2 separate regions of the Homo sapiens genome follow, and region 2 is linked to region 1. Evidence: read pairs that join two places in POLR2A ChIA-PET (ENCODE). Cell type or tissue: OCI-LY7. All regions are shown on one strand.

Region 1 (5,000 bases):
GTTACAAGTAACATTTAATGTCAAGCAGATGAGGTTTTGTTTTTTAATCTGTTACAATTTTCTTTTTCATATGCGGGCAATTCCTATGGAATCAGCCAACAAGAAAACAGCTGGGCAGAAAGTCATTCCCATCAATACTGGGTCTCACTTATTTCAGTATTTTAAAAGAACTGTTCAAATTTTTGTTCTAACAACCCGTCTCAAAGACAAATGAACCGTGTTGTTGAAGATTTCAGTGGACTTCAGTTAAAGGCCTTTCAAAGTGAGAAAATAATAGAATCTTAAGGCGAATGGAAGGATATAGCTTTTATGTATATAACATGAGCACAGATCTGCAAAATAAACCAAAATAGACATCTACACACACTCGGACATCTACAGATATGCTTGGGAAATGACTGAATATTTACAATGATTTTCTTTGGGAGTGGAATTTTTGGTGATTTTTTTTCTTCCCAGTTCCCCACCTCCAATGGCCATTATTAGTTTGATAATTAAAGGGAAAAATCTTTCTTTAAGAATAAATGGACTCCAAGAGGGCAAACCCCCAAGTCATTCTTTAGTGCCATTATTTAGCTCAATTATTAGACTATACTTCAGTGGGAAATTAACATCTTAAATTTCCTCTGAAAAGATTCCACAACTATTGTCTTGGTGAATTCATTTAAACAATGACATTGAGATTGTAGCTTTAACTTTAATTAGAATCCTTTTGACCTTAAAGTAAAAATGGGAAGATACTGAAGTCTTCAAGCCATCTGCTGAGTTACAAAGCATTTTGGGCCCGTAAAACAACTGTAATTCCTAAGGGATTTTGGATAAAAAGCTGGCAGCCACTACTTTTGTAAATGAGAGCACATTGTGACTCCTCTCAAACCCCCGCTTGCCTCGGGCCCTGCTATCTGATGTTTATAGCTTTAGGGGCTTGATTTTATGAGGATACTCCTTCCTGCCCAGAACCAATCTGGTCCTTACCAAGATTTTCTTCTAACTTCACAGCTGCACACTTCACACCATCTGCTGCTTCCAGAAATCCTTCTCCATTAAGAACAGATGATAGGAAATGCATCCTCGCTGGCATTCTCGAATGCTCCTGCAGACACACTAACGCGCACACACAGATCATATCATATATGCCACATACATATATCTACTTACCATGTATGCCGCACACACTACACATCTACACACATGCCAGATACTCCAGACATGCACACCATATTCCACATACACACACATACACCATGTATGTCACATACTACACACATGCACATCTCATCCAAACTACACATACAAAATACACAAGTATACATACACATACCACATTCACAACACACCACACACAAAACCCCACACCATACCCAGAAACATCTCCCCATACACCCAGCCCATCAAGCAGAGCTGGCTGACTGCGTACACACTATGTGATGGGGGATACTGATGCACTACAGAGGGCCTCCAAAACACATGAAAACCTCATAGGGGCTGGATGCGGTGGCTCACGCCTGTAATCCCAGCACTTTGGGAGGCCAAGGCAGGAGGATAACGAGGGCAGGAGTTCGAGACAAGCCTGGCCAACATAGTGAAACCCTGGCTCTACTAAAAATACAAAAAATTAGCCAGGCGTGGTGGCAGGCGCCTGTAATCCCAGCTACTTGGGAGGCTGAGGAAGGAGAATCGCTTGAACCCAGGAGGCAGAGCTGCAGTGAGCCAAGATTGGGCCATCGCACTCCAGACTGGGTGACTGTGTGAGACTCCATCTCAAGAAAAAAAAAAAAAAGAAAACTTCATGTCTCCAATATCAACTTTTTCAAGGTAAAATTTAATCTAAAACAACTATTACTGCTCTGATGGTAGAACTAACACCACTACTCCACTAGAAAAATATAAAATAATCAGGTTAATTAAAGTTCTTCCCCATTGTTGAATTTTGAATAAATTTATTGTTACTGTGCCTATTCAAGACAATAAAGAATTTAAATAAGAATAAAATATTCTCAAAGAGAATATAATTTGCCCTAAAGGCAAATAACATAGGAAAAGTAGCTATAAATACGCAAAAGAAACAAGATAATCCTAGTAAAATTTGAGTCTGACATGGGTAGGGGTGGTGGGGTAAATCAGCTCCCTGATTTATTTATTTATGCAATAACAAATAAAGCACTTAAATCAGTATTTTAAGTGCTTTAATTTTTATTGTGTTATTTATTGGTTAAGTTAAAATTATTATTCCCCATAAGATTTTTACAATTCCCACATGACTTGCAGATTTTTTTTTTTAACTAATTGTCAAAATCTTAGGCTCTTGGCTTTCAAAATCAGTACAGACAGATAAGAGCTTTAAGTATTTCGCATTTCCCCAGAGGAAAAAGTCAGCATCATAAACCACATGGGTCACATGCTCACGCACATGGTGTCTTAAAAACACCTTCACTTGCAGATAGGCACCAAGACTTACACCTTCTACCCTCGCCCATCCTGAGAACATGTTTGGGAGCTCTCTGCGCTTTGTGGGTCCAAGAACAAACCAGAAAACCCAGACATCTCACACTAGTACCTCTGCTACATGTCCTTAACCCAGAGGCTGTAGCTTTAGGGAAGGGGCTGCTTTGAGGACACCAAACTGCTCCTGAGCTCCTAGAGCTCGCAAGGGCTGTTTTGAGCAATATACTAACTTAGAAAACAAGAAAGAACATAAATGAATCAGCTGGCAAGCCCCATTTCACTTGGGAGGCGGAAGAGGCTGGGGACAGGTATAAATGACCCTCTTTGAAAAATCAAGTATCATTTTGTTTCTCACTACCAAGGTAACAGTCTGCTGTGGAAATTTCAGAAAACCGATGAGCAAATGGAAAATAAAAAGCACCCAGATGTAATCCTCTGCCCAAAGATAAGAACCTTGGGCCTTCCGGTTTACATCTGTGTCACCTTTTTTTCCCCTCTTACATACAAACATATTAAGTTGCCTTAACTCTGTGTCTTGGGGGAAGGATATTACTATACCGTTGCCTACTTTATTTAAAATAATATATATTTATCTAATGATTTTGCAAAGAATTTATTTAGAAAGTTTATGAATCACCATAATCTAAGAGATCTTGAATTATGTTCCTATGATAAAGAGAAATAAAATACTGGTGGGCTATATATTTAGGTTAAGTAGGGCAGAGACTAAACTTTCTTGGAGAAAAAAAAATCACATTTATAGACAGTATTACATTAAAGGAACATTATATATTTGATATCAAAGGAGACCTTCACACATGAGAACCCCAAATTAGGATCCCATACAGACCAAGTTTCAAATGTTCAGCTGTTTTTTAATCACACTCAAAGCTTAGCAGGGCTTATAATTTTTATGTAATTCAATATCAAAAGACAGACTAGTTTCCCATAAAATACTAGAATTAAACACTAAAATAAATCTAAAAAACACTAGTGTGATAGAGCATGCTCATAAGCATCTCTGTGCTGATTTTCTGCTTGATGATGCCTGGAGAACAGTAATCCCCCCATCCTTAAAGAGAACGAAAGGGGGGCTAATGGAAATGCAGTTCTCAAGCCAGAGGTGACACCAGAAACAGGGGCCATTAAAATAGACAGAGCTTGGCAGGATTTGCCTGGGGCTAGAAACACACAGAAAACAGAAAAATGGATGGTCTCTGTGTCATCTGTGTATCCATTTCCACCACGGGCTTCAAGAAACTAAGAACTGATGGTGAGGATTTCTCCTTTAATCTTCTGAATAATGCCTTCCAGAAAGTGCTCTTCCTATTGATAAACACATTTGCACACATCAAATCAATTACAGAAAATAAATCAAGAATCGGACGGGGTGGCTCATCCCTGTAATCCCAGCACTTTAGGAGGCCGAGGCAGGCAGATCACCTGAGGTCAGGAGTTCGAGACCAGCCTGGCCAACATGGCAAAACCCCATCTCTACTAAAAATACAAAAGTTAGCCAGGCGTGGTGGCACGTGCCTATAATCACAGCTACTTGGGAGGCTGAGGCAGGAGAATTGCTTGAACCTGGGAGGCGGAGGTTGCAGTGAGCCCAGATCGCGCCACTACACTCCAGTCTGGGTGACAGAGCGAGACTCCGTATCAAAAAAAAAAAAGAAAAGAAATCAAGAAAGGACACCTCACACTTTAAAAATAAGGGTATCTAACAGGAAAGCATTTAAACCATTCACTCTACCTGTCCCAACAGTGCTTACCTAACAAGAACACTGCAGATGCATAAAATGATTTTTGCTGATCCTCAGGTTGGAAATGGAATCCCAACTAAGGCATCCTACTAATAACTCAAAATAAACTCAATGGAAAGTAAACATCTATGAAGTATCTGCCTGGGAATCAGCATTGTATGTAGGGCCTTCGAAGATCCAATGAAATGTCCAGTGTGGTACCCCTGCCCTTGAGAGCAATGATTGGGAGAGGCAGAAATTGTCAATTTCAAAACTGTCAAGCCAAACCAATTGGAACAGCATGGCAGCGTTAAAAAAAAAAACAAAAAAAAAAACTGTCAAAATGAGCCAACTGCATTTTGGCCATATGTGTGGCATATCGCACATTGCACATATATTGAAAAGTATGCCTAATGTTTACCATGCATTTTTTCCTAAGAATTCATGGCAGCTTGCAAAATTAAAAAAAAAAAAATCGCAAGAAATTGGAATAATAATTCCCACAGGATCACAGTCTAAGAAAAGTGTTTTTAAAATTGCAAAGCATTATGCAAATGTATAACTAAATGGGCCTAAAGGACAGGAACCTGAGAACTGCTGTTAGAAAATGAGTGGACTCGGCCAGGTGCAGTGGCTCACACCTGTAATCCTAGCACTCTGGGAGGCCATGGTGGGCGGATCACCTGAGGTCAGGGGTTTGAGACCAGCCTGGCCAACATGGCGAAACCCCGTCTCAACTCAAAATACAAAAATTAGCCGGGCATGGAGGCATATGCCTGTAATCCCAGATATTCGGAAGGCTGAGGCAGGAGA
Region 2 (5,000 bases), 120 kb after region 1:
ATGATTGCTACCACCTGGGGAAGGAGTGAAAAGGCCACTGAGATAGGATGCCAAGGGAACTGAGGCCCGAAGGATGATGAGGACCATGTCCCACGCCAGGGGAAATGTCTTCAGGTGGAGGGAAGAGCAACGACAGTAGCTCTCAAGCAAGAAAGGGCATGGTGTGTAGCAGCAGCAGGGAGCAGATTGCTGTGGAGGGAGCTTTGTGAGCAAGGGGAATGTGTGGTGAGATGAAGTTGGGGAGACAGAGCACAGTCATGTAGGGCCTTATGTAGGACCCTGCTGTCCTATGTCCCCCACCTCCTAACCTGACTCCTCTGGAGAAACTTCCTTAATAAATCAAAGGCATGGGTGGGCACAGTGGCTCATACCTGTAATCCCAGGACTTTTGGAGGCCGAGGCGGGTGGATCACCTGAGGCCAGGGGTTCAAGACCAGCCCTGGCCAACATGGCAAAACCCTGTCTCTACTAAAAATACAAAAATTAGCTGGGCATGGTGGTGCATGCCTGTAATCCCAGCTACTCGGGAGGCTGAGGCAGGAGAATCACTTAAACCCAGGAGGCAGAGGTTGCAATGAGCTGAGTTCACACCACTGCACTCCAGCCTGGGCGACACAGTGAGACTCCATCTCAAAAAAAAAAAAAAAAAAAAAAAATCAAAGGCATGAATTCACTCAGTGTCCACTTCTGGGGAACTTGACCTAAGATGCTGGCCAAGTTAATTTCCCCACTAGGTGCAGGAATGATCCAAGGGTGGGAAGGCCCATGTAACATCACTGGAGACCACTGAGAAGCGGCTTTAGTGGAATTTAGACAGAAGCCAAATTGCAAGGATTAAGAAGGAAGAGGATATTGCAGACAGTTTGTCATTCTTTTTGGGTGGCCTACGCTTTCTGAAAACTCTTATTATGTTTGGGATATTTCTAGCCTTTTGCATCTTGCCTCACCAAAACAGAACTCAGAAAATTGAGATTCTCAGCCTCTCTAGCAGCTGAGATGCAGGAATGTGATGTATGCAGCTTCTCATCAGATACACCCATATTAACCACCTGTTCACAAACCAACAGCTTGAGAAAGAGACTTTCTTGTGGGATCTTTTACTACAGTTGACCCTTGAACAACATGGGGCTGGGGCAATGACCCCTGTGCTGTCAAAAATCCATGTATTACTTTTTATTCCCCAAAACTTAAGTAGTAATAGCCTACTATTGACTGGAAGCCTATATAAACAGTTGACACATATTTTATATATGTATTATATACTGTATTTTTACAATAAAATATGCTAGAGAAAAGAAAATGTCATTAAGAAAATAATAATAAGAAAATATATTTACTATTTGATATGGCTAGGCTTTGTATTCCCACCCAAATCTCATCTTGAGTTGTAATCCCCAGTTATTGAGGGAGGGACCAGGTGGGAGGTGATCGGATCATGCAGGTGGTTTCCCTCATGCTGTTCTCATGATAGTGAGTGAGTTCTCAAGAGATCTGATGGTTTTATAACTGTTTGGAAGCTCCTCCCTTGTTCCCTCTTCTCTCTCTCGCCTGCCACCATGTAAGACGTGCCTCTTCCCCTTCCGCCATGACTGTAAGTTTCCTGAGGCCTCCCCAGCCATGCATAACTATAAGTCAATTAAACCTCTTTTCTTTATAAATTAATCAGTCTCGGGTATGTCTTTATAGCAGTGTGAGAACGAACTAATACACTATTCACTTAGTGGAAGCGGATCATCATAAAGGTCTTCATCCTTGTCATCCTCATGCTGATCAGGCTGAGAAGGAGGAGGAAGAGGAGGGGCTGGTCTTTCTGTCTCAGGGGTGGCAGAAGCAGAAGACGTGGAACAGGAAGCAGGAGACACAAGCACACTCAGTGTAACTTTTGTTGAAAAAAATCCATGCAAAAAAAAATCCATGTATAAGTGCATTTCAAACCTGTGTTGTTCAAGGATTAGCTGTATTTTTGTTGGGCGAGTGGCAGCAGAAACTTTGGCTTTTTGAGCAACAGCAGTAGCAGTGGCCACAGCAAGGGAAATTTTGGTTCTTCTGCCCAGTCTTGTGGCCTGGTTTTGGGCATTCTTTTTGGAGACTCAACTTCAGCAACTCTGGTTCTCCAGCACTTCCAACAATATCTTTTTAATAAACTTCTCTTTGGAATACCTACAGTCAATTTTAATTGCTTGCAAACAGGAACTCTGCCTGAGAGAGTAGAGGATGAGAAATTGGAGCCATGGTGGGCAACCTTTTCAAAGTCACAGGAGAACAAAGAGAGTGCTAGTAGGTGGAGTAGTCAGCCTCTGAGTTGGCCCCCAATCGTTATTGCCTTTTAGTGTTCATGTACTTTTGTTGTGCCATGTTGTACCAGGACTGCTCTGTGTGACCAACAGAATACAGAGGAAATAACAGCATGTGACTTCCAAAGCTAGTTCGTAAAGAAATTATAGCTTCTGCATTGGCTTCATGAATCACACACCGTGGGATAATGCTAGCCACCATGTTATGAGAACACTCAGGCAGCCCTGTGGAGATGCTTACACAGAGAGGACTCCACTTGTCAACACAAATTTGCCAGCTTCGGCAGTGAGCTACCTCAGAAGTGGATCCTCCATTTCCATTAACCCTTCAGATACTGCAGCCTCAGCTGACCTGAATGCAACTTTTGACAGACCCCAAGCCAGAACTGCCCAACCAAGCTGCCACTCAATGCCAGACTCATAGAAACCATGGGAGATGAGAAATACTTATGGTTGTTTCAAGTCACTAAGTCTTGAAGCAATATATTATGCAGCAATAGATAACTAAAATATAATGCTTAAAGATGGTTTGTTTTGGCCGGGTGCGGTGGCTCAAGCCTGTATTCCCAGCACTTTGGGAGGCCGAGGCGGGCGGATCACGAGGTCAGGAGATCAAGACCATCCTAGCTAACACAGTGAAACCCCGTCTCTACTAAAAATACAAAAAATTAGCCAGACGTGGTGGTGGGCGTCTGTGGTCCCAGCTACTCGGGAGGCTGAGGCAGGAGAATGGCGTGAACCCGGGAGGCAGAGCTTACAGTGAGCCGAGACCGCGCCACTCCACTCCAGCCTGGGTGACAGAGCGAGACTCCGTCTCAAAAAAAAAAAAAAAAAGATGGTTTGTTTCTATAGGGCAGGAGAGAACTGAATCTATTTATAATAAAAAGAAGAGACAGGGCACATGTAGAGAACTGCTGATCTAAGGGAGAAGAGAACTGAGCAAGGTTCAGAGAGAGAAGGGAGGGAGAGAAGGAGGAAGGAAAAGAAGGAAGGGAGGAGGGAAGGAAGGAAAGAAGGAAGAAAAGAGAGAATGAAGGAGGGAGGGAAGGAAGGAGGAAGGGAAGAAGGGAGGGAGGGAAGGAAGGAAGGAGGGAGAGAAGAAAGGAGATCAAAGATGTAGGGATAGCCTTGGCAGGAAAGACAACCTGTTTTTTCTTGAGATAGGAATACAGAGGGAATGAGATAGATAGGTTAAGGATGAGCATAAAGAAGAGGGTAGATTGAGAGCTTCATCATCTCAGTAAAGTAGGAGTCAAGCAAGATCATTTGCAAGGACTGAGGTAGCCTGGGGTGAGGAGGTCTATTTTGTAAGCTTACATTTATTTAGTGTTTTTTCAACATTAACAATTTTTCTGGGGGCCAAAGCAGGAAGATTGCTTGAACCCAGGAGTTCAAGACCAGCCTGGGAAACATGGAGAAACCCCAGCTGTACACAAAATACAAAAATTAGCTGCATGTGCTGGTAAGTGCCTGTAGTCCCAGCTGCTTGGGAGGCTGAGATGGTAGGATATCTTGAGCTGGGGTTGCAGAAGTTGCAGTGAGCTGAGATCACACCATTGCACTCCTGCCTAGGTGACACAGTGAGACAGTGTCTCAAAAAAAACATTTTTTTTTTTTTTAGAGATAGGCTCTTGCTATATTGCTCAGGCTGGAGTGCAGTGGCTACTTACAGGTGCCATCAGTGTGCACTGCAGTCTTGAACTCCTGGGCTCAATGAACCCTTCTGTCTCAGCCTCAGGTAGATGGGACGACTACAGGCATGAGCCACTGCATCTACCTTACATTTATTTAGTTTTTATTTTGTGCAGGCATTGTGCTAAGGTCCTTCCATACATAATCCCATTTAACTACTCTACCAGCTCTACGAGACAAATGTCATTTTGTTAAATGATTCTTTATAGATGAAGAAGCCAATGCTAATGGGAAGTAGGGAAGCAAGAGGTAAACCACTTCTGTCAGAAACCAGACGGCAGCTCTTTTCACTCCCTACACCCTTTGAGTGGTTTACTTAAGAATGACTGTTGTGAGAAATTTAAAAAGTGATCAACAAGAGAATAGTCAAAGGAAAAGAAAAAAATGTCCTTCAAGAAAATACAGGACACTTGGCCTTCACAATTTCAACCACAAATATAGCCACAAGGATAAACCGACTTTTTCTTAGCTGTTTAAACTGGCTCTGTGCTATCCTCAGCCAGCCAGATATGTCAAGAAACACTTAGATTGGGCCTTGCGCAGTGGCTCACACCTGTAATCCCAGCACTTTGGGAGGCTATGGTGGGCAGATCACTTGAGGTTGGGAGTTGGAGACCAGCCTGTTCAACATGGAGAAACTCTGTTTCTACTAAAAATACAAAATTAGTTGGGCATAGTGGTACATGCCTGTAATCCCAGCTACTCCGGAGGCTGAGGCAGGAGAATTGCTTGAATCCGGGAGGCAGAGGTTGCAATGAGCTGAGATCGCACCATTGCACTCCAGCCTGGGTAACAAGAGCGAAACTCAGTCTCAAAAAAAAAAAAAAAAGAAAAAGAAAAAGAAATACTTAGATTGTTTTGCATGGTACATTTTAATGAAACTTTAGACATAACACCAAAATGTTATGCACATCCTAGTTTATTTTTTGGAAAGGTAAAGCTATCACGTCATTTTGTGGAATGGTTTGAGGAAGCTGCCTCTATTAATATCTAAGGCTCTACGTTAACATAACA

Evidence for each region. ChIA-PET counts read pairs that join two places held together with the same protein. Peaks named below come from ENCODE experiments on the same cell type or tissue, not always from the same donor. Only the 100,000 strongest peaks of a DNase experiment are listed, where the experiment ranks them.
Region 2: POLR2A ChIA-PET joins it to region 1 with 6 read pairs; 2 of 35 experiments call an interaction of 5 or more read pairs at or near these places.

What each region holds. Positions count from the first base shown.
Region 1 is chr9:87,533,769-87,538,768 of GRCh38, reverse strand. The region is part of intron 2 of DAPK1 (death associated protein kinase 1); the gene reads right to left. Among named protein-coding and RNA genes, the nearest start is that of DAPK1-IT1, 17 kb to the left of the region's middle. In OCI-LY7, no CTCF peak of the experiment used is centred here; DNase peaks (open chromatin) are centred at 2,428 and 2,878; H3K27ac peaks cover 510 bases.
Region 2 is chr9:87,417,100-87,422,099 of GRCh38, reverse strand. It overlaps the pseudogene LOC112268032. Among named protein-coding and RNA genes, the nearest start is that of DAPK1, 78 kb to the left of the region's middle. In OCI-LY7, no CTCF peak of the experiment used is centred here; no DNase peak of the experiment used is centred here.